Regions from separate parts of the Mus musculus genome. Here regions 2 and 3 are each linked to region 1. A link is a loop called in an ENCODE intact Hi-C map of the cell type or tissue named here. Cell type or tissue: heart. All regions are shown on one strand.

The links. Peaks named below come from ENCODE experiments on the same cell type or tissue, not always from the same donor. Only the 100,000 strongest peaks of a DNase experiment are listed, where the experiment ranks them.
Region 2: a loop joins it to region 1, with 5 times the contacts of the local background. A loop is called at or near these places in 9 of 42 quality-filtered maps.
Region 3: it touches region 1 in a loop (3-fold over the local background); 7 of 42 quality-filtered maps call a loop at or near these places.

Annotation. Positions count from the first base shown.
Region 1 is chr4:156,106,079-156,114,078 of GRCm38, forward strand. It overlaps 9430015G10Rik (RIKEN cDNA 9430015G10 gene), which reads left to right and starts at 3,920. Exons shown (of 10, transcript NM_177205.1): 1 at 3,920-4,095; 2 at 7,811-7,923. In heart, CTCF peaks have their summits at 2,978 (motif pointing left) and 3,831; DNase peaks (open chromatin) are centred at 3,213 and 3,783; H3K4me3 peaks cover 2,195 bases; H3K27ac peaks cover 1,977 bases.
Region 2 is chr4:156,199,146-156,207,145 of GRCm38, forward strand. It overlaps Isg15 (ISG15 ubiquitin-like modifier), which reads right to left and starts at 1,673. Exons shown (of 2, transcript NM_015783.3): 1 at 1,561-1,673; 2 at 279-921. The coding sequence starts at 1,563. The coding sequence ends at 439. Gm46878 (a long non-coding RNA gene) reads left to right here. Exons shown (of 4, transcript XR_003955191.1): 4 at 1-358. AW011738 (expressed sequence AW011738) reads left to right here and starts at 4,139. Exons shown (of 1, transcript NR_030671.1): 1 at 4,139-6,883. It also overlaps a transcript of Perm1 not described here. In heart, no CTCF peak of the experiment used is centred here; DNase peaks (open chromatin) are centred at 1,683, 3,506, 4,006 and 4,786; H3K4me3 peaks cover 2,711 bases; H3K27ac peaks cover 2,319 bases; H3K27me3 peaks cover 367 bases.
Region 3 is chr4:155,987,686-155,995,685 of GRCm38, forward strand. B3galt6 (UDP-Gal:betaGal beta 1,3-galactosyltransferase, polypeptide 6) reads right to left here and starts at 4,993. Exons shown (of 1, transcript NM_080445.4): 1 at 1,781-4,993. The coding sequence starts at 4,931. The coding sequence ends at 3,954. It overlaps Sdf4 (stromal cell derived factor 4), which reads left to right and starts at 5,158. Exons shown (of 7, transcript NM_011341.5): 1 at 5,158-5,649. In heart, CTCF peaks have their summits at 4,754 and 5,416; DNase peaks (open chromatin) are centred at 4,166 and 5,416; H3K4me3 peaks cover 3,443 bases; H3K27ac peaks cover 2,538 bases.

The DNA of each region.
Region 1 (8,000 bases):
GCAGGCTTTGCTTTCAAGTTCCTTAAAAACAGGGGACCCCTTTTTTGAATGAGTAGCTGGAAGCCTGTCACATACCACTGGTAAGTAGCTGCCTGCTAAGAGCATCTCTGACTTCTGCCTCCTACCAGAAGGTGTGATTGACAAGGTGGTGGGGAAAACTAGATAAATACTATTTTTTTTTTTGGATAAATATTTTAGTGGACATAAAAGCCAGCTATTACCTTAACACTGAAAAAGAAATAAGTTATGATTGATTGATCCCTTTATCTGAGGACTCCCACGCACCTGCTGCGTCAAGCAGCTAAGCGTGGAGTTTCTTGTCTGCCCAGGGAGTTCTTACAAAGGGTTCTAAACTCATAGCACCTTTCAAGAGAAGGAACGGGGGCTGGTGAGATGGCTCAGTGGGTTAGAGCACCCGACTGCTCTTCCGATGGTCCAGAGTTCAAATCCCAGCAACCACATGGTGGCTCACAACCATCCGTAACAAGATCTGACTCCCTCTTCTGGAGTGTCTGAAGACAGCTACAGTGTACTTACATATAATAAATAAATAAATCTTTAAAAAAAAAAAAAAAAAAAAAAAAGAGAAGGAACGGATTTAAAAACAAAAAAACAAAAAATCAAAAAAAAAAAAAAACCCACACATGTTTAATGAATAAAAGAACCAAACCAAGTGGCTTCGGGATAGCATGTCCAGGGTTAAATGGAAAACTCACAAAGACTCCAAGAGGGCGGCGTGGCCGGGGCAGGTGGTAACTGCTTCGCTGCTGCTGCTCTGGACACTTCCCGGGCTGCCCCAGTGGAGGGGGCCTGGGTCCTCTCCTTCTGCTCTCTGGCCTCCGTGCAGCCAAAGATTTTTTTAAAAAATATTTTTAAAGATTCATTTATTTGTTATATGTAAGTACACTGTAGCTGTCTTCAGACATTCCAGAAGAGGGAGTCAGATCTTTTTAAGGATAGTTGTGAGCCACCATGTGGTTGCTGGGATTTGAACTTCAAACCTTCGGAAGAGCAGTCGAGTGCTCTTACCCACTGAGCCATCTCACCAGCCCCAAAGATTTTTTTTTTTAAGAGATAAAATTTTTAGACACATTAGCATTACCACTATTGTAATCTGTACTGAAATCCACATTGTAGAAAGAAAAACAAAACAAAACAAAACAACAACAACAGATTCATGCCTTCAAGTCACAGCAAAAGCTATAGCTCAGAATTAAAAGCGTGAACACTCTTTCATCTGTTCAGAGAGCTGGATGTATAGATTGGACAAAGATGCTTTCAGCATGGTAAGCTTATTTTTTTCCCTTGGGACAGAGTTTCTCTGTATAATAACCCTGCCTGTCCTGGAACTTGCTTTGTAGACCAGGCTGGTCTCGAACTAAGAGATACTCCTGCCCCTGCTTTCCTGACTGCTGGCCGATAAAGAAGCAATCTTAAGTCTATACTCAGATGACCAAGGAAACTTAAAATCTTGTGCTCTTGACTATAACTGGATTAGACAGCGCTTTGCAAGAGTTAGAGTGGTGAATTCTGTGTATAGGGATTTGAGGTTCAGAAAACCTTAAGGCTACCCTTACCCTCCAAGGCCAAATAAACCTACTGACTACAGTAATATTACAAAATGGGCTGGGGATAGGTCTGCTATCAGCTCCACGGAGATGGCAACCCTGGGCCCAACGCAGGGAAAAGGGGGTGGAAAACCCACAAATCCCCAAGCGGGAAAAAACTACCAATCCCTGAACTTCACACACACACACACACACACACACACACACACACACACACACACACACACACCCCACTAACCCCTGAGCATGAAAGTCTACCAATCTTTGAGATTCCCAAGCTCAGGACTTGAAATCCTCACTCTGGTCATCTCTGCCCTGAGAAGCTCCGCCCTCTCAAAAATTCTTATTTTCACTGCCCTGTGCCCATTTCCCTGATGTTCACTCCTGGGAGCAGAGGGCATCTGTCCCTGGATTTGTCCCTCTTCCTGGATTCTTCCCTTGAATAAATAGCCTTTGTGAGATTCACTGCCTGGAGTTACTCTGTCATTGGAAGAAGCCAAGAAAAGAAGCTAAGAAGTTGAGGGTCCTGAGCTCCTCAGCTCAGTTGGGGATCCCTCCCCTGGGAGCTGCAATGCGAGGAGGCTTCCTCTCAGAGCTGTGTGGTTCTTGGGTTCCTGAGCCCGCAGACACCTTTCCATCCTAGCAGAAGCATTTATAGTGAAAGAAGAGGTGCTAGTGTCCTGCGTATGACTCTTCCCTCATACTCACTGCCTACCAACGCTCCGTGGATGTCAAGTCTCTGATGAACACACACACACAACCCTTTCAAAGTCATCTGTCTTTTCCTAATACTTGCCAGAAATACTAGAGGTCCTGGGGGTAGCCCAGAGGAAGTACAAAAAAAGCAACACAGACAGAAATCCTGTCTGTCCTGATGTCACTAATTTAGGAAGAATCTCGTCCATTTTACCACAGTCCCCCCCCCACACCCCCCCCCCCCCCCCCGTGCTGCTGTAGTCACTGCGGCTGGCCAAGAAAGACCACAGCTTTATTCTTAGATCCACTGGGCCTTAGGGTAGAATTCCAGAGAGGAGTAAATCGCGGTGGTGCAAAGAATGCTGAGTTGTCTGACCAGCTCTACCAGATCAGAGAAACTGAGGTCATGAGGAAGTGAGGAAGGCCTAGCAGAGAGCAGGGTGAAAAAAACAGGACCAAGCCTGACAGATACTCTCTAATCTTTGTTCAAAACAGAGCCCTGGTGCACACAGTTTTGCTCTTTTCCAGGGGCGGTCTAGTGGTTCTACCTCACTTCAGAGAAGATGTAAGCTTTCAAAAAGTACAGTGCCAGGGCTGGTGAGATGGCTCAGTGGGTAAGAGCACTGACTGCTCTTCTGAAAGTCCTGAGTTCAAATCCCAGCAACCACATGGTGACTCACAATCATCCATAATGAGAACTGACGCCCTCTTCTGGGGTGTCTGAGGACAGCTACAGTGTACTTACATATAATAATAAATAAATCTTTAAAAAAAAAAAAAGTACAGTGCCTCCTCCTTGTGTTACTGTGGGGCGTCCATGGAGTTTTAGCTTCTGTGAAGAAGCCTAAGTACCCGAGGCCTCCAAAGTGAGAGGCCGGGGCGATCAGGCAGCCCAGAGACAAGACTCCTCCTAAGCATTCCACTTGGTGACCCCAGAGGCACCATGCTCGGCTTAAGAGTGGGTGTGGCTTCCCATTTGGGAGGAACCAGAGTCCAGCTCCCTAAGCAGACACGCCAAAGATGTATTAGAAAGTCCCGATTTTTACAAAAGAATGAATTTGAACTTTGTCTTCATCTTGAAATGGGGCTAGCCAAATCACGAACTATAGCCAGTTAAATATTTCAAAGGCTACCATAGCCTTGATTGGCAGTTCTGATTCTTTTTTTTTTTTTTTTGAGACAGGGTTTCTCTATATAGCCCTGGCACTCACTTTGTAGACCAGGCTGGCCTCGAACTCAGAAATCCGCCTGTCTCTGCCTTCCAGTGCTGGGATTAAAGGCGTGCGCCCCGACACCCGGCTCCAGCTTTGAATTCTTTTGTGACCCTCTTGGAGCGAGGCGGACGTTACACTCCATAGCCTTGCTTAGAACCAAGGCCGGCCACCTAACAAGGACTACGATGATTGGCCGCCCCTAGAACTATTGGGGAATGTAGTCGTTTCCTTCCCTCCCTAGGCTCAAGTCCTCTTGGACTACATTTCCCAGTCAGCGCTGGGAACGCAAACCCGCTGCCAGGACGGAATCCTGGGTAAACGCACTTGGGCGAAGGGGCCGCTAGGAGTTGTAGTTTTTTTGCCCTCGCCACGGCCTGGGCGGGGGCGGGCCAGAGACTACAAATCCCAGAGACGCTCGCGGGGCGCGCGCAGGGCGGCCGGTACGAAAGGAGCTCGGCTGGCGAGTGGTGAGTGAGGGCCCTGCTCTGGCGGAGGTGGCGGCTGCAGCGACGCCGTAAAGGCCGCGGGTAGCGCAGACTCTGGGACTCTGAGACTAATGCAGGGCCTAGCGGGGCAGCGCCTCCCTCGCTGCCTGCCATCTTGTCAGTGAGGAGGCGGTACGGACGGAGCCGGGAGTGGAGCGTGGTGGATGGAGGGACGGGGAGGTTGCAGGGGACATGGACCGCGAGCTGCACGGAGGTGGAGGACGTGGGAGATGGGTTGGTGTCGTGAAGGGGGCGAGGTCCTCCCGCGGGATGTGCTCTTCTTGAGGACTTTGCCGTGAGAGCCACTATATCAGCGAGTTACACATCCTCCCGCGTTTCGGCGCATTAAATGTAAAGGTGTCGAACTTAGCCCAGTATTTTGTTTTTTTATTGTTTTGGGAAAGGGGTTGGCCATGTAACCCCTGCCGTTGTCTCGTAATCTTGTTGGGTTTTCTTAGTCTCACTGCAGTGTACAAAGAAGGCAAAACTGTTTTTTTTTGTTTGTTTGTTTGTTTGTTTTGTTTTGTTTTTAATTTGTGGGTTTGTGGTGCTGTGTGTGGCCGAGGTGGGGTGGGGGCAGGATTTGAATCTGGGGCTTTCTCACATTTTGCTTCTCCTCTACAATAAATCCCGCAAGAAAGTCATGGGTTGGCTTCACCAGGTTGAGCCAGGTTACAAACATAGTTTGGTAACTACGTTAAGAGCTAGACAATAATTTGAGTCCGTTTTTATTTTTAGAAGCTCGTAGAAGGAACTACAGATCTGAATTATGCAGATAGTTTCTTTCTCCACCCCCCCCCATCCCCCCTTCCTTTTCTTTCTTTTTTTGAGACAGGTTGGCCTGGAACTCATTCTGTAGACTAGGCTGGGATTAAAGGCATGTGGCCCCGTAACTCGGCTAATAGTTTCTTTTCTTGACTTCCATATCCTGGCCTTAATAATCTTCCCCAAAACAAAGCAAGCACATATCTTGATGAGTTTAACTCATCTTAGGTGAGCTCTTTTGTCCACTAGCAGCATCTGTCACAACCTTTCGGAACTGGCTTGCATTTGTTCATGTTAATTTGGATCTATAAGGTAACTCATTAAAAGAACATTGCTACCAGGCAATGGTGGCACACATTCCCAGCACCTCGGAGGCAGAGGCAGGCAAATCTCTTGAGTTCCAGGCTCCAGGATAGTGGGTAAGAACAGGTATTCAACAATGCTACTCCTTGTGTAGCTACCTAATGATGAGAATCTATCTCAAAAGAAAATCAGCTTGAAAGACATCATCTACTACATAGTTTGAGACCAGCCTGAAATACATAAGACTGCACACACATGCACAGTGGTCTGTAATCCCATGCTTGTAACCCTAGCACTTTGGGAGGCAGGGGCAGGAGTTGAAGACCAACCTGGTCTACATAGTGATGCAGTGAGTTCCAGGCAAGGTTGGCCTTCATAATGAGATCCTAATTCAAAAAAATAAAAAGGTGTGGCAAAGATAGCTCAGTTAAAAGTGCCTGCAGAACAAGTATGAGGATGAGTTTGTAGCCACAGTGCCCACATTAATGTGAGGAATGGAGTCAGATGGGTTCTTGAGCTCATTGATTGGTCAGCTGAGCCGCATCAATGAGCTCCCGGTTCAATGAAAGAGCCTGTCTCAAAAAATACAGTGGATGGGGACTGGGTAGATGGCTGAGGGTAAAATGCGTGTGTAAGCATGAGAGCCTGAATTCAGATTCCCAGTCCCTATTGAAAGAGCAGGTGGCGTACCTCCCTCATCCCAGTTTGAGTAGAAGGAAAACAAGCAACTCCTCAGGGCAGGCTGACCATCCAGCAAAGGTGATGAGGTCTGGGTTCAGTGAAAGATCCTATGACCCACCTCTAATTCCAGCACCAGAGAAGCAGAGGCAGGGGAATCGCTGTGAGTTCAAGGCCAGCTGGTCTTCACAGCTAGTTCTAGGACAGCCAGGATTATAGAGAGACCTGTCTCCAAAACAAACAAACAAACAAACAATGGTGGAGAGTGATAGAGGAAGACATGCATCTCCTGTCTCTGAGCACCACACGTGCCGTGGGAAAGTGAACCCATGCACACATGCACTACACAAAATAAGGTGGAGAGTAGTCACTGCTGACTTCTGGTGTACACACACTTCTAAACACGTGTATACACCACGCACAACAGGAAAGTATGTGTAGGACCCACATAGTGAAAGAAGAGAACTGCCTCTCACAAGTCGTCTTCTGACCTCCATGCATGTCTTAGCAGATGTGTAAATATGACATAAACAAATAATCAGAAACTTAAAAAGTACATTCAGAATGGCTGAACCAGTGACATGGCTCAGTGGATAAAGGGGTTTACAGCCAAGGCTGACAACCTGAATTTGATCTCTGAAATCCGCAGGGTAAAAGAAGAGAACTGACTGTTCTCTGATGGCCACATACATGCTATATAGCATGTGTCTGGTGGCATGTATGTGCATACTCATGCACACACAGAGCGAATAAGTACATGTTACAGAACTGCCATATCTAATTGGAAGATAACCCAATTAAAACACATAAAAGATGAGAAAAGACAGTTCAATAGGACACACGTGTGACTAATGTCATGAAAAGATGCCAACCGTTACTAGTCAGGGGGATGCTGATAACATAAGATACCACTAGGTGCCCGCCAGTACATCACCAGATATTGGTGAGGATGCAGCACCTTTGAGCCTTTCTGCTTCACTGGTGGGCAAGTAAAGAGGTACTAAAAGTGACAAATTAAACCTCTCTGATCCAACACACATTCCTTGGTATTTACCTATAAGAAATAGAAATAGAGGCTCACATAGTGTGTGCTCAAGGCCCTGTGATTTCCCAAGTGATACAATCAGATCAGGAGCCTGTTAGCAGGTGATAGGGAAAGGAAATGGAGTATAGCCTCATAGCAGTCACATGGTAGTGAACAGAACACGCATAACAAAGCACGCCTAAAGATGCTTGGTGCTGAATGGAAGGAGCCACTTAGACTGTATGTTCTATTTATATGAAATTATAGACTGCAGTGACAAGGTCAGCTTGGTTGCCTGGAGTTTAGGTTGAGGAAGCGGGGGTGGGGGTGGGGCTCATAGAAGGCTCCGATACTGATAGCTTTTTGCTGCAGTGGTGGCCTCATGGGTACACATTTTTTCAGAGCCCCCTGACTTGTCTATTTGAAGTAGATGTTGGTTATTGTGTGGAAATTATGTAACACGTGGCAGTGTTGATTAATGTTGGACTTTTTTTTTTTTTTTTTTTTTTAACTTGACCTAAGCTTAGGGATGCTCTTCTCAGAGAGAGGGTCTGTTTAACATCTGGAAGTTTTCCGCCAGGGCAGGTCTATGGGTGAACAAACCTTAAATTCACAGAAAGGTTGAAATATGATTACATCTTACAGTTGAGGGGCAGCCAGACTATGATATAAATATGTCTCTAAGAAGATTTCATACCTTAGAAAGAAGAGTTAAGTCAAGGACAGAATGTATTTTGAAACCCAGCATGCATTACTGAAACAAAACACATGTACTAATGAGTGCCAGAAAGGCTCCGGATAAGGCTTCAAAGATAACTCCTGCGGGCCTGAACACCACCTCTTGCCTCTTGCAGTGTGGTCATTGCCTTGACAGTCCTGGCTTAAATCCAGTATAAAGTGAATTACAGTACAAATTCCTACGTCCCCTGCTCAGAGGACTAGACCTATATCATCCCGAACCCCTAAGGGTCATGTGGACCCACATAATCCCTCAAGTGGGACTTCCCACTGCCCTAGGCCAGAGAGTTTAATTCCTCATTTTTAGCCTCAAACTGAAACTTCTCTGCATTCTCTTAGAATTCCTCTATCTAGGAAGCTCAGACTACTATTGTTCCAGAATTGGAAATGCCCAGCTTGCCTGCTCCTTCAATGCTTCGGGGGCCGCTGCTAAGTAAAAAGTCTTCATAGAGGTAATTATTATTATTATTATTATTATTATTATTATTATTATTATTATTAATTTTGAGACAAAATCTCATGGTGTCTC
Region 2 (8,000 bases), 93 kb after region 1:
TCACTGGTTCCATTAGGAGCCTCATCCTGCTACTGGTAGAAACTGGCCTAACCTGTCCCTGAGCCATATGTAGACATGGGGACATTTTTAGGGCCTGGCTGAGACTAAGGACTGGGTCCCAGCAAAAGTGTCTTTCTCCAGAAGTGAATTAATTACTCAAAGGGTCTGGAAGGGGCATTTCCTCACTAGGCTCTCACTGTGAAATCCTTGTCTCTTAACTTGGCAACCCAGAGCCTTCTCACCATGGATAGAAGGGCATTTCTGGAGAGGGACAAGCAAACAAGAGGCAGAGCTTTTTATTGCATCATCTTTTTTTTTTTTTGATATTTTTTCTAATTAGGTATTTTCCTCGTTTACATTTCCAATGCTATCCCAAAAGTCCTCCATACCCCCCCCCCCATCATCTTTTATAACCAACACTGGCTCTGGATGGGGGCCTTAGGCACACTGGTCCCCTCCCCCACCCCTCAGGCGCAAATGCTTGATCACTGTGCACTGGGGCTTTAGGCCATACTCCCCCAGCAGCTCCTTGTCCTCCATGGGCCTTCCCTCGAAGCTCAGCCAGAACTGGTCTTCGTGGACTTGTTCCCGCTGGGACACCTTCTTCTTAAGCGTGTCTACAGTCTGCGTCAGAAAGACCTCATAGATGTTGCTGTGGCCCCTTTCGTTCCTCACCAGGATGCTCAGAGGCTCGCTGCAGTTCTGTACCACTAGCATCACTGTGCTGCTGGGACCCAGACCCAGACTGGAAAGGGTAAGACCGTCCTGGAGCACTGCAGTTTGGTGGGCCAGGCGCTGCTGGAAAGCCGGCACACCAATCTTCTGGGCAATCTGCTTCTTCAGTTCTGACACCGTCATGGAGTTAGTCACGGACACCAGGAAATCGTTACCCCCCAGCATCTTCACCTTTAGGTCCCAGGCCTGCAAGCATCACATGGATTTAGGAGTGGTTCTCAACCCTCCTAATGCTATGACTCTAATAAAATGTTTCCATTCTTTAATACAGCTCCTGGAGTTGTAGTGACCCCCAACCATAAAACTGCTTTCATCACTACTTCATAACTGGTTTTGCTATATGCAGGATATCTGATATGCGACTCCTGTCAGAAGGTCATTCAGGCCCCCAAAAGGTTCCTGAATCCTTTGGCTGAGAACCACCGGCTTAGCAACTTTGGCTGGGAGTTACTACATGCAAAGCACCAGTCACAGGGCCAGCCCCCACGTCCATCCATGTCCCCCCCCACCCCCACCCCATCCTCTCCTCTATTAGGGGAACCATCCAGGTATATGATACGGAGGCCTCGGTTCTAAAGGGTCCCACAACCATCACATTGTTTCAGTTCACCCATAAAGATAGCCTTCTGGGCCCAGCCTTAAGGGATCTAGAGCTGGTATCTGAGCAAAAGAACCTGCCCCCCCCCCGCCCCCCAGGAGTGAGCTTTAAACAATTATATTCTGTTCTCATACTGTGACTATTCTGTCTCTGGAAGACCCTATCAAGGAATGGAGTAAAGTCAACTAAAATGAAACCCATCTGCCTCTGTCCCAAATTGGACTCACCATTGCTGCAGGCTCTAGCTCTAGGTCCCCTGGAATTAAGGAGTCTGCTTCTGGCTGCTTGCTCTCACAGTCAGAGACTGGATCGACTCTCAGAGTCAGAGACTGGGTCGACTCTTTTAAGTATGAGCTGTGGGTGTGAAGAGGCGGAGTTTCCAGAAACCAGAGCTATTTTCTGTTTCGGTTTCCTTTTCCTACGGCATACCTTAAATGAGTGGGAAAACCAAAACTGAATGAAAAGAAACTGTAGTTGGGAAGGAAAGGGACTGGCTCTCAAGGGTCAAAGCTGTAACCAGGCCTGTGTGCTCTAAAACTCCCTAAACGCCCTTCAGGTCCTTCACAAGGCATGTAAAAGTCAGAATAGGAACGAATAATAGAAAATGTATTTGTCGTTTGTTAGCTTGGAAATTAGTTGTCTTGGAAAATGGCATAATAATTCAGAAACTGCATAACATAGTACCAATCAGAATTGCCCAAAGACAACTGCTATTGGTTATTAGTTTAGAACAATAGTTTTTTTTTGGGGGGGAGGGGCTTGTAGGAAGCATTTCTGTCCTAGAACAGTTTATTAAGACCCTATTGTAGCTGGGCCAGGGCGCACACCTTTGATCCCAGCACCGGGGAAGCAGAGGCAGGTGGATGTCTGAGTTCAGGGCTAGCCTGGTCTACAGAACAAGCACCAAGACTCTGTCTTGAAAAGCCAAGAGAACAAACAAAGTATTGCTCACATCAAGATACATTGAGTCAGATGAGTTTGTTTTTGAAGTAGTCTTTGCTATGTAGTCCATGCTGGCTTCAAACTCACTTTAAAATTGGCCTTAAACTGGTCCTTCTGTTTCTCCTGCTCATGTTCTGAGATTTTAGTGATTCATCTTCTGTGCCATTTTCTGCAGTTCTGGGAACAGAACCCAGAGCTTCATGCATGCTAAGTAAGTACTCTAACAATTGAGTTATATACTTAGTACTCAGTTTTGGTTTTTTTTTTGTTTGTTTGTTTTTGTTTTTTTGGTTTGTTTTTGTTTTTGTTTTTTTTTTTTTGTTTTTTTTTTGTTTGTTTGTTTTTTGTTTTTTGAGACAGGGTTTCTCTGTATAGCCCTGGTTGTCCTTCTGGCTGTAACTCACACTGTAGACCAGGCTGGCCTCAAACTCAGAAATCTGCCTGCCTCTGCCTCCCAAGAGCTGGAATTAAAGGTATGTGCCACCACTGCCTGGCTTAGATTTTTTTTTTTAAGGTTTAGTTTTAATTATGTGGATACAGTGTATTTGGGGGGGGGGGATTGTGTATATGTGAGTGCAGGAAATTAGAAATTTAGAAGAAGGAACTGAATATATAAATTTTCTTTCTTTCTTTATTTTGCTTATATGCATGCATATGTGTGCTTATACATGTCAGAGATTAATGTTGAATGTTTTCTTCAATCACTTTCCACATAGCCATCTTTCCAGCCCAATATTTAAAGAAAATTAAAGAAGTAGGACCACCAGTAGGGTGTCTAGCCCCTCCTGTGGTCTCAGGCCACCTCCATTGAATGGAGGCAGCTGCCAGGCTACGCTGTGCTTAGTAACCTGAGTACAAAATGTCTGTATGTATAGCAGTGTAACTCAGAATGAAAACAATAGCAACCATTAAAATAATAATGGCCCTGTTTTTCTTATTTTCCTTTGGAAAAAAAATTTGGTGTGTGTGTGTGTGTGTTTTGAGACAGGGTCTCACTATGTAACCCTGGCTGTGCTGGGACTTACTCTGTAGACCAGGCAGGCCTCGAACTCACGGAGCTCTTTCTGTCTCTGCCTCTTGAATGCTACATTAAAGGCACGTGCGGCTGTGCCTCACTTGCCCTAAGTTTTTGAGTTCTTCTTGGCTGAACTTAGCGGTGGGGTAATTCAGGATACATCACTGGCACCATGACATCATCCCATCTGGTTTCTGTCACCACTGATATCCTTATCCTTACACTGCACGAAGTCGTCCTTCCGCTGCCCTGTGATATCAGTTGATGTCACTTATCAGGTGACCAGGACCAGTTGACCCCTCTCTAGTCTCGGTGTCTGGTGTTGGTTCATCTTTCTACCCAAGCTTGTTCCCAGACCTCTGTGTTAGTTTCAGGCTCCTTGCTGGAAACAACGCTGCCCATGAGCAAATGCTGTTCGGCTGAGGAGACAAGTGGCTGTCTTGATCCTGCTCGGGTCTTGGGTAGGGCTGTGTGAGGAGCCTCAGTGGGTCCTGACTTCACAGTCCTGAGGATTTGCTTTCTAGTTTTTGGAGAAATATCCTTCTGGATTTCCTACCAGGTGCTCATGACTTGCCTCCCATACCCTCTGGTGCTTCTTCTCCAAAACTAAGTGAGCCAGGAGCCCCCGCCCCGCCCACTCTAACCCGAGACCTCTCGGATGCAACGTCGTCGGGTTCACTTTCGTAGCCGGAGATCGGCTACGCGTAACAACCGGAGAGGGCGGGCGGCAGGCCGGGCTGGAGGCTGGCTCTTCATTGGCTGGGAGGAGTGTGGGAACTGAAGTCGAGAAGGATTCACAGCCCCGCCGCTCCCCCCCCCCCCCCCCCGTCCGCCGTATTTAAGCGCTCAGAGCTCGGCCTCCGGGTTCGGTGTCGCAGGCGCTCGCCCACGCGGTGCGCACCGGGGCGCCAGGTACAGCGTGGAAAGCCGGGCGAGCGTCTCAGCCCTCGCTAGCTGGACCTGGACCCCAGACCAGTGGGCAACGCTGCCAAAACCCGCAAAGTCGAGCGAGGGACAACGGAACACCGGATTCAAGCGCGGCTCTACCTAAAAGTCCTGGAAGCTGGAGAAGGGGCGGCGAGCGCGCGTCAGTGCAAGCCTGGCTCTGCTCCCGACCGTCACTGCGACCGCGGGCGCAGGAAGGATGTGAGTGGAGGCCGGGGCGAAGCCCGGTTCCCAGGCCTTCTGTGGCCCTCACTCAGAGCCCACGATTCAGAGGGAAGGGTAACTCTCTGCCTTGCCACCCGTCCTGCGTTCCCGCCTCCACGGCTCCCAAGCTCACAAAACCGAGGACAGCTGACATCCTGGAGATGAGCGTAAAAGACATCTGCAGCGCCTACACGGCCCGGTGACAGCTGGGGTCACTGCGTGGAGGTGAGCTGTGTGCGGGACAGGGACAGATTCCCGCGCTTGCAGCTCCCTAACCCTAATCCTAACCCTGAGAGCTCAGCAAGATGGCTTTGCCGAGCCTGAGACCCTGGGCAAGTTCTGGGCTCTTTCAGAAAGTGTCTCACCGAGACGATCTGCTTCCTGGCAGGATGTGAGGGGGTCGCCTGCCTGTCCCAGCTGGAACCAGGAGCCGGCCCGCCTCCCGCCTTCGTGGTGCATTTGCAGAAGTTTGACTCCAGTACCTCCTCCCACTCGAGAACCGGGTCTCTGGGCCCGAGCTGAACCTGGAGGTTGTGGCCGCGGTGAAGTGTGGCTTGTCTTACGACTGCAGGCTTGCACCAGAGAATGCGTATTTACAGTCGCACGGCGCATTTGTTTGGTTTTAAACCATATGGTTCAGTAGCACCGCTTCCTAGCTCTGGCATCCCTGACCCAGATCGTTTCCCAAGCCCTTCTTCTAGTCGGGGATATACGGATGGGGATGTGTCCCCTCACACTCCAGGGTTGGCTTTGCTTTGCTTAGTGTTGGAGTCTGCAACTACCCTGGGATATAATATGGACCCCAATAGGGGGCAACCAAGAAGGTGACAGTCACCAAGCTGTCTCGGTGCAGTAAGGTGATTGGGGAGAAGTATGGGAAGGGGGGGGTTCCTGATTTAAAAAAATAACTGTGTGTGTGTGTGTGTGTGTGTGTGTGTGTGTGATTGTGATGTATGCATGTGCTACTATGTATCCATGGGCAAACAGCAAGACTTCTGCCAGGAGTGGGGTGGGGTTGTAACCATGGTGGGACGGGGTTGTGGTGGTGAGGGTGATCCATGCCTTTAATCCCAGTGCTCTCAGGAGGGAGAGGCAGGCAAATCTCTGAGTTTGGGGACAGCTTGGTCTACAGATCAAGTTCCAGGACAACTAGCGCCACACAGGAAACCCTGTCTCAAAAACCAAACCAAAACAACCAAAGAAATCTCTCATTGAGCTGAAAGGTGAGCTCTCAGAATTTGTCAATGTCTGTCCCCTATTCCTTGTGCTGGAGTTCCAGGCAGGACAGTCATGTCTAGCTTTTTACATGGGTTTAAACCCAGTCCTCCATGCTTGTAGAACAAGTGCTCTTACCCCCTGAGCCATCTCCTTAGCCCTGGTACTACTGGGCATGGTGGCACATGCCTGTAATCTGTGCTTGGAAAGTAGAAGCAGGTGAATCACTGTGAGTTTGAGGTCAGCCTAGTCTATATAGTGAGTTTCAGATCAGTGAGTTCCAGGCCAGCCAGGGATGCACAGGGAAACCCTGTCTTTAAAAGAAATAATAATAAATTTCATACTCTTCTCCAGACCCTGAAAGGTGATCTGTGTTGATTTGTGCTGCACTTAGGGGAGAGCTGACCTTGTCTGCCATGAAACCTAAATTTTCGCTATTTGCATTCTGCTTATTCTCATGGTTCAACATAAAGATAGCAGCTTCTAGCCAAGTTGAGCTTCCCTTTCCCAACTCCAGTTCCCTTCCTGCAACACAGGCAGGGATTCCTGCAGGACAGGCTGGCAAGGACACATCATCCCTAGACAGAGTATACAGAGTGTCTGTTGTTAACTGTATGGAAGCGTCATCTGCCAATAAAAACGCTTACGGCCAATGAGTTGAGGCAGAAAGTAAGAGGTGGGACATCTGGCAGAGATGAGAATCTGGGAATTCGTCAGGAACAAGAGAGATTTTCATCAGAATGCTGAGGAGATGGAGGTAAAAGACAAGGAGAGGAACCAGCCATGCAGATGAATTCAGGTTAGAATAAAAGGGATAACTGAGTTACGAGTTAGCAGGAAGGAGCCAAAGCTTGTAGGGCAGGCATTTATTAATAAATAAGTCTCGGAGTCACTATTTCTGGGAATTAAGTAGTTGGGAGGCAAAACTCAACATTCGAGAGAGACTCATGAGGAGTCAAAGACCTGATGCACATCCGGTGGGAGAAGATTGGAGTTTCTTTCTGCATTATCGTGATCACTGGCATCTGGATGCTATTGAAAATATCAGGCACAAAGGCTAGGACATTCATACTCCACAAAGTCACCATTATGCTGTTTATGCCTCTTGATCCTCGAGTTGCTCGTGAGTGAGTGCTATGATTTCCTTGTGTGAGATGTGAAGCCCGTAGAGTATCTTGTGAGTGGTCTGGAAGCTGCACCCAAGCCACCATGAAGTAAAGCAAGTAACTAAAACAGGTTGATCTACCACCTCGTTCAATAGGCCATCCCTGGAGAGTCTTGAAACACGCTGTACATGCCGGGGAGAAATCTGGAGAAGTCTTTGCTAAACTTGTCATCCCTGCTTTTCCCACTGCTTTTAATCTTCCTGGATTTCCAGGAGCTGGAGCAATTGATCCTGAACAATACGTGCCATGTGGGATACATGTTGTAACCTTCAGACCTGAGGCAGGGAGGACATTGGTACTAAGGAACGAACTGGAGGATATTCTTAGCAGGAGAGTCTGTGTGGGAGGTGGGGAACTGCTCACTGCAGAAGGGTATTCAAGGAAAGGGGAGGTACTTATATCTAGACTTCACCTTCAGGAGGTGGGGGGAAAAGGTGTGGCCTAGGGAAGAAGTGTCAACTGAGAGCACTAGAAGTGGGTCATATTGGCCCTGTAGTAACAACTTTGGAATTTCGGTTTCCTTTTTTTTTTTTTTTTTTTTTTTGATTTTTTTTCGAGACAGGGTTTCTCTGTGTAGCCCTGGCTGTCCTGGAACTCACTCTGTAGACCAGGCTGGCCTCGAACTCAGAAATCCACCTGCCTCTGCCTCCCGAGTGCTGGGATTAAAGGCGTGCGCCACCAAGCCCGGCGGAATTTCGGTTTTCTTAAAAAACACAGAAATAGGCCCGGAGAGATGGCTCAGCAGTTAAGAGCACTGATTGCTCTTCCAGAGGTCCTGAGTTCAATTCCGAGCAACCACATGGTGGCTCACAACCATCTGTAATGGGCATCCGATGCTGTCTTCTGGTGGGTCTGAAGACAGCGATAGTATACCCACATAGATGAAATAGATAAACAAATCTTTTCAAAAAGCCCCACAGAAATAGTATAATAATATGTTTTTGTTTTACTCTCTGGTGTGGGGCTGCTTCACAGCAGCTGACTATGACTTGCCTTGTGCTCTAGTAGAGGCATGATTTTGCCAGCTGCAGATAGTTTCTGTGGTTGTGTGGCATTTGGAATTCTGGAGAATTTCAGATGGTATATAAATGCTAGGGCCCTGAGTGGCAGGGTAGATTGTTTGTTGGTTGTTGTTGGTCATTGTTGGTTGAGGTTTGTTAAGTAGTTGTGCACAAAAAAG
Region 3 (8,000 bases), 120 kb before region 1:
GTTTTTTGTTATTTGAGACAGGGTTTCTCTGTGTAGCCTTGGCTGTCCTGGAACTCACTCTGTAGACCAGGCTGGCCTCGAACTCAGAAATCCGCCTGCCTCTGCCTCCCGAGTGCTGGGATTAAAGGCGTGCACCACCATGCCTGGCTCTAGTAGTTCTTACTTTACCTCGATTTATGCCGTAGAGTGCCACAATTACAAATGTGCACCACCACATCTAGCTTCCTACCTGTGTTCAGGTGGTTGTCAGGTTTACATGGATAGCGCTTTTACTGACTAGCTATCTCTGGGCTCAGTTTAAATGCTTTCCGTGTTGGTTAGCAGCTTCCTCTCATTTCAAACATCCCATCTTGGAGGAAAGCTCTTTAAAACGGAGGATTTTCTGAAGGAAGATAAGACATTGCAATCTGTAAGGAAACTGGTTAAACACTGGAAGTTAGCAAGCCCAGAGCTTCAGGAAGTCGCTGATTGGATTCATTGGGTCCCTCCTTCTCCAAGCATATGTAAGGTGTAAGGACTGCCGAAAAACAGTCTCAGACAAGCTGAGCCACATAGAGGAGATAAGGAGGCTGAGCCCAATGGGGCTGGGGGTGGGGGAAGGGCCCTCGGGCCAACTTAACTATGCTTGGAAAGACACTCTCCAACCTGTTGAACTGTCTGTAAGTTTTGCAGTGTACTTCAAATTTTCAGCTTTCATAAACTGTCCTGTGCTGAGGTGAGCTGTTGGTGATGCAGCTGGTTTTGAGTGGTCTGATTACCCAGATATTCCTGTTAAGTAACCCAGTAACTCATTGGTTTACCAAGTTGGATTTTGGAGATATCTTTCACTTTGGTCTGTCACTGTTGTTGTTTGTTTGTTTTTGGTGGGGGAGGCTGGGAGTGAGTAGATGTCTCCCTAGGAACAGTACCACACAACACCCTGAACAAGTGTGGGGTTTATTGTTGTGTGTGTCAGTGGGCACATGTTTGGAGGCTAAATAGAGGTCAACTTTGAGTATTCCTCAGGAGCTGGCCATCTTGTTTTGACACAGGGTCTTGTACTGGGACCTGGGGATTCCTGATAGCCTGGCTGGACATTCTTGTTTCTGCCTCCCCTGGTACTGGGATTTAAAGCCCATATCACTACATCTAGCTTTTTACGTGGGTGCCAAGCGGAGAGATCAAACTATGGACCTCATAATTACATGGTAAGTACTTGACTGACTGAATCATCTCTACAGCTTACATTAGTTGTGGACTTTTGGCATCTGTGCTGTTTTTTGAGCAGTCATCTGGAGCCCTGAGCGTGAGTCTTGGTTGCCACATGGTCCTACATGTTGTTTAGTCTCTTCAAGCTCGTTGTGAAGGACAGAGACCTAACTACTCCTCAAGCAATTCCAAGGTTCATGTGAAACGTCCTAGGTAAAAATGATTGGTATGAAACTTGGTCTTGTTATCAACATCCCTAAAAAACACCAGACCTGTGAGGGCATGGCACCTTTAAGCCCCATTGGATCTCATACTCTACGAACAATGTATACACCAGGCAGTTCATCATCTCTTCAGGAGCTCAGCAGAAAGTGTACTGGGCCTCCTACCTCCTAATCTCACTCAGGACTTGACTGCCTCACGTTATGAACATAGGAGGATCAGTCACTGATAAGGACCTCCTCCTTTCAGAGCCGGGGCTTTAACACTCCAGTCCTGAATATTCTAAAGAAAATAGCCTAGCTGGACATGGTTTAAAATAACAGGGGTGGGGGAAAACAAACAAAAGGAAAAGGAAGAATCCAAACACGTTCAAGTTTACAGCCTGAAATTTTAAAAGCAAATTAATGACAGGCAATCAGGGCATGTCTCTCCGCATCCACAGTTCCCCAGGCAGGAATACCTTCAGGCTATACAGATCAAACAAACAAAAAGTTAATGTAAACTTGGTTTGGTGGTTTATGCCTGTAATCTCAGTAGTCAGGAGATTAGGCAGGGTTGAGTTCAAGTCTAGTCTAGGCTACATAGCTAGACCCTGTCTCATAAAAACAAAACCTCAAACATCAGTCCCATTAAAATAGCAGAGATTGCAACATCATCCAAAGCTGGAGGTCATGGCCAGCTCAGGTTGTCCATTTATCCTGGAGCCACCTTATTATATTTTTCTAAGTATACTCTTAATTTTTTTAAACATTAAAAGGGGATATGTACTACTGTTAAAGTTTGTGTGGTTGGGGTGCTATGCTAGGTAGCAAATATTATTTCCTTAAGAGAGACTCTAGGAAGCCTCAACACAGGTTTGGATCTCTGAAACTTTGCTGAGACACCAGGAATCTGAAGGTCTTTGTGGAAGCTTGTATGGAACATAGTTTAAAAACCATGTTGTGTAACTCAAAGGCCTTCTTGTGTGATTTGAAATAATGCTCGAGTTTGCCACTAGGCAGCTTTGACAAGAGCTACACCTCAGAAGCAAATCCACTGGCAGCCCACCCTGCAGTCCAGAATAGGCCTTGATATGCTAATGAACTAACCTTAAGGTGGCACTGATATGGCCGTGAACCCAAGGAAATGAGAACCCTGGGGATGGCCTGTCAATCGATCATACTGTCAATGTTCCTGTGACAAGGCTTCCATACCCTCCCATGTTGATACCTAAGGGACTTGAGACTCTCTTGGTGGCCCTGGCCTCAGTCACCCCGGAACTTCAGGTGCTGTTACTCCGCCCACTTAAGCCCGCCATTGACTGGCCACATGCTTACACTCTCAAGGACCTCCTTGGAGTCGGCCACAATTGATAACTGAAGGCCTTGACGGTGGGTGGTGGCTGAGAAGTATTCTGAAATGTATTCCCAGAGATCACACGGTGGAACCTGCTTGGTGAGACAGCTGCTTAACTTTTATATTAGCCCGATACTGTAAAGACTGTTGGTGTGAATAAACCACTTTGAAAGACAAACTTTGTGTGGACATTCTGATCCCAAGTGCCTTACAGTCCATACGCTCACACACCCTGAAAAGCTTTAAAAGTCATGTCTGTTCAGAAACAAACACACACACAAAAAGACTGATTTATGTGTAAACCTGAAAGAGAAATGGATAGTTTAAATATTCTTCTATGCTTTAAACACACCCAGAAGTGGGGTTGGCCACTTAGGCTGTTGACAGATTAATCCACAGATACAAAATCTGACACAAGTATTTTCCTTTAGTTAAAAATAAATTAAGACGTGCACTCCCAACTTAAAAAAATTTAAGGGTTTCTCTGCATAGTCCTGGCTATCCTGGACTCACTCTGTAGACCAGGCTGGCCTTGAACCCAGAGATTTGCCTGCCTCTGTAAATTCTTATCTATGCAAGCATACAATATTTATAAATAGGTCTAAGCAAACTGCATTATATTTATCAACCTCTATCCACTGAGACAAAAATTCTAACCTAGTTGACTTGAAAATCAAGTCAAACCTCATACTTGTCCATGACAAAAGATAAAAAACGGGAGACACAACAGAATGGAACTCTGTCTGAACAATACAAAGACAACTTTGACAAGTAACATTTTGAGATGAATTCAACACAGTCTGCAGGTGAGGCTGTGCAGAACAATCAAGATGGGCAGTGAGCTGCAGAGTTTGCAGAATGAGGGCACTCTAAACTCATCAAGTGAGGAGGCCCTTCCCTCACACTCCAGATGGCTGATAGGTGGCATTACATGGTCAGTGTGTGTGCATGTGTGTGTGTGTGTGCGCGCGCGTGCGCGCGCACGCGCTCAGATGCAATCTCCACATTCATAACCAGATGTCCTTGGGTAGGCCTTACACCAGACCACTAATGGCACCCTCAGTGGACTAGACATTGTTAGCTGTCTCTGGCCATCAGTCCCAAGGTCTCAACAGCAATTGGATAAACCAAGCTCAGCCCAGATCATTTATCAGATTGTTCAGGATGCTTGGCCTGTGTCAGGAGAGACCCCGGCACCTGCAGTGACATCAGGGAACGCCCTCCTTGCGCTGGCAGCACTGGGAGGGTGGAGCTGACCAGTCATAGACATAGGAAAGGCGCAACTGCACCTCATGCTTGCACAACCGGCCCTCATGCAGCAACATCTGTTGCTTCTCCAACATGTCCTCTGGGCTTTGCTTGTGTGTCACCAGATACTGATTGTTGCAGCCTCGAGATTTGTACTCCGTGTCGAAGCGTGGGTCGTGCTCCCGTTGCACATCCACTGGTGCCAGCCAGGTGCCCAGCGATACGTCTTCACTGTGCCACGCGCGCAGGTACTCGCGGCTGAGGCGCAGGTAATGCACCAGGTCCGCAGAAAGGACATAGCCACCGCCCAACGCGTAGGGCAGGTAGTAGTCGCAGAGTTGCCAGGCTGCTTCTCGCCAGCGACCTCCCGGCTTGACGCGCCCGCGCCCGGAAAAGAAGCCCCAGTAGAGGCGCCGGCGGCGTGCGGGCTCCCGTGCGCGTAGGTCCACCAGGATAGCGTCCAGGCGCGCAAAGGAGTCGTCGTCCGCCTTGAGCACGAACTCGAAGTCCACGCGCTCATCCAGCCAGGTCAGCATGGCCAGGACCTTGGCCGTGAGGTTCTCGTAGGCGTCGCGCAGGGCGGGCAGCAGCAGCAGGTCCCCGTGCTGCGCCTGCTCGAGCTCAAGAGCGCGCCGCTCCTCCGAGCCTAAGCCGCCAGTGCCCACGGCGAAGCGCGCCCACACGTCCTCGGGTCCGCCACGCCTCTCCGGTGCCAGCCACGTGCTGCGCACTGCGGTGCGGCGCTCGACCGCGCGGGGCGCACTGGCCACCAGCACCGCCAGGAAGGCCTTAGCGCGGGGCCGAGCGGCTCCGGAAGCGGAGGGCGTCTCGCCCTCGGAAGCGCAGCGCGCCAGGTACAACAGAGTGGTGCCGCAGAACGCCAGGCCGCCTAGGCCCAGCGCCACCCGGTGCCGCCAAGCGCGCCGGAATACCTTCATGCTGCGGGCGAGAGGCCGCCGAGGAGCGCAGGCGCGGACGCTGGAAGGCGCCTGCGCGACTCGGACGCTGGAAGGCGCCTGCGCGACTCGGAGGCTGGAAGGCGCCTGCGCGACTCGGAGGCTGGAAGGCGCCTGCGCGACTCGGAGACTGGAAGGCGCCTGCGCGACTCGACTCGGAGACTGGAAGGCGCCTGCGCGACTCGACTCGGAGACTGGAAGGCGCCTGCGCGACTCGGAGACTGGAAGGCTCGGAGGCTGGAAGGCGCCTGCGCGACTCGGACGCTGGAAGGCGCCTGCGCGACTCGGACGCTGGAAGGCGCCTGCGCGACTCGACTCGGACGCTGGAAGGCGCCTGCGCGACTCGGAGACTGGCGCGGCCGGTTAGGCCTGGTAACGTGGGAGGAGCCCCGAGGCGCACCGTGGCTGGGGGTTTCGACTCCCCGGAGCTGATATCCAGGGCGGCTTTGAAGGATAGGGCTGGGCCCAGAATGATTGACACGTGACCCCGCGCGCCATTCCTATTGGTTGCTTCGCAGAGGCTGCTTCCGCCCATAAGAAAGATGGCGGCTTCGAGATTCGTACCGGAGGCCGGGTGTTTTTTTCCCCACCGTTCCCGGTTGTCTTATTCGCCCCTTCCCGGAAGAAAGATGGCGGCGGCCTGAGCCGAGTTCTGCGTAAGACTTGGCGGGCGCCCAGACCCGGCGCATCAGAAGCCGGGGTGAGTGAGGGGTCCCTGCAGTCGCCGTGCGAGGGGCGGGCTTGGGAGGCCATTCGGGTAGCGTTCGAATCGCGCCAGGTCTGAGCCGGCTCGACCCCGCGGGCCGCCCTCTTCCTCGGCTGCTGCTTCCGGAACTCACTGCCGCGGGGGATCTGAGGCTCGGGGCTCTGTTACCGGCTGGCGTTGTGACCTCAACTTGTGGTCCAGCAGCATCTCTGCCTCGGTTTCCCCTTTGGTAAAACGTGCGCCATGAGTTCTAGTAGTGTGAGCTGGAAATGGAAGGCCTGGGTAAAACCTTCCTGCCCAGCCCGGGTTGGTGGGCGTTCTTCTCCGGTACTGTTCGGCGTAGTTCTTAAACCGACATTGCTTTTACTTACTGTTGTTGTTGTTGACGTTTTTCGAGACGAGCGAGCTTTCTCCGTGTAGCTCGGGCTGTGCTGGAGCTCACTCTGTAGACCAGAGTGGCTGCACTGGAACTCAGAGATCGCCTGCCTTTGCCTCCTTAGTGCTAGAATTAAAGGCTTTTTCTTTTCTTTTACTTAACTTTTTTTTTTTTCTTCCTGCCAGGCTTTATTTCTTTACATTCCTATTTTTGTGTTGCTGGAGGAGATCGAATCCAGCACCGTAAATGCTGGGCAAAGGCTCTACTACTGGGCTAAATCATCAGTCCACTACCAGCTTTTGGGCTGTTTTACACTGTTGGTTTTTAGACTTTGGTGGTCTTTTTTTTTTTCCCTTTCCTCTTTTGTTGTTGTTAGCGATAGGTTCCAGACAGGGTTTCATGTAGCCTGCCTGAACTTACTATGTAGCTGAGGCTGGCCTTGAACTATTGAGTCTACTGCCTGTAACTCGAAGCAAGCCTAGTCAGTCTGCTTGGCAAGTTCCTGGCCAACCAAGGCTTCATTGTGAGACCCTGTCTCAAAACAAAACAAAAAAGCAAAAGAAACAAAATATATAGTTTGATTTCATCAGAATTATAATGTAAGGATGGCAAAGAAGTACAGATATTCCCCCAGCCACCCTGTGTATTCCTGAAACCTAGGTGGAACTAAGTCCTGAGTAGACTGTTATAGGTACAGCAAATTTTAATTTAGAAATTAGGCCCAGGTAGAGATTAACAAATGATCATAAAACAGTTGTGACTTTGACAAATAGAATGCCATCTGACTTCGATTGATGGCAAATCAAGGGGTATCATTGTCACCTCCACTACAGGTGTCACTAGCATTCCTTTTTACTACTGGTTGGAAACTGATATGTGTAGAAGCTATGACAAGATGAAACTCCTGAGTTTCATGCCTGTTTTCTTCTCCTTGTATTCTTACACCCGTCTCCTCATCATTCCGGGGCAAATCCTTGAGCATTTCCCAGAATTCTCTCTACCCCTGCCAGATGTCCCACCTCCTATTCTCTGCCTTAGCTCATTAACCATAGGCTTTTTTATTGACAGGTGATGCTTATAATAGATTCTCTACAGCAAAGGTCAGATGCCTTAACCAAGGTCACAGAGCTCTGTGGTCAAGCTGGGGTCTGGAGAATGAGTGACCGCAGCCGTCCAATACACACTGGAATAGTGATTAGGGAGGAATGGAGTCAGGTTTACGTTGTTGTGTTGTTGGTGTGTGGGGTTAGGGTACAGGAAGTGCTGCAACTTTAGCCTGGCCAAGTACATTTCTCCAGTTTCTTTTTTAAAAAGTAAAAACATCATTTGTTGTTTTCCTTTTTCACTTTTTCTTCTTCATTCCCCCCCCCCCCCCCCCCCCGGTAGTGCTGGGATCAGCCCTAGGACTTGAGCACACCAGACAAGTGTTTCACCCCTGCCTGAGCTATATATATATAATATATATATATATATATCCCTAGCCCCTTGTGTGTGGATCTTGTTTGGAGATAGGATCTTACTGTTTATCCATGGCTGGCTTGGAGCTCACAGTGTGGACCAGACTGGCCTTGAACTCAGAGATCCACCCATGTCCACCTCCTGTGTGCTGGGATTAAAGTTGAATGTCACCATATCCTGCTGGAATATATGGTTGGTCCTGATTATTAAATCATGTTATGAAATAAATATATTTAGTGAAGCATTTGCTTCCACTTAACTGTGGTGGTCTGTCTTTTTTTTTTTTTTTTTTTTTTTTCTCTCCCTGAGACAATACTTCTCTGTGTAGCCCTGGTTATCACCCAAGTGCTGGGATTAAAGGTTGATAGTGAGAATTTGGAATTTTGGTTGCTTTAAAAATCACAAATATTATAAGGGTGTGCTTCCATTTTAATCCCAGGCATAAAGATGTGGGGCTGCTCTGGACTCTCCATGGCAGCTGACTGTGATTTGCCTTGCGCTGTAGCAGAGG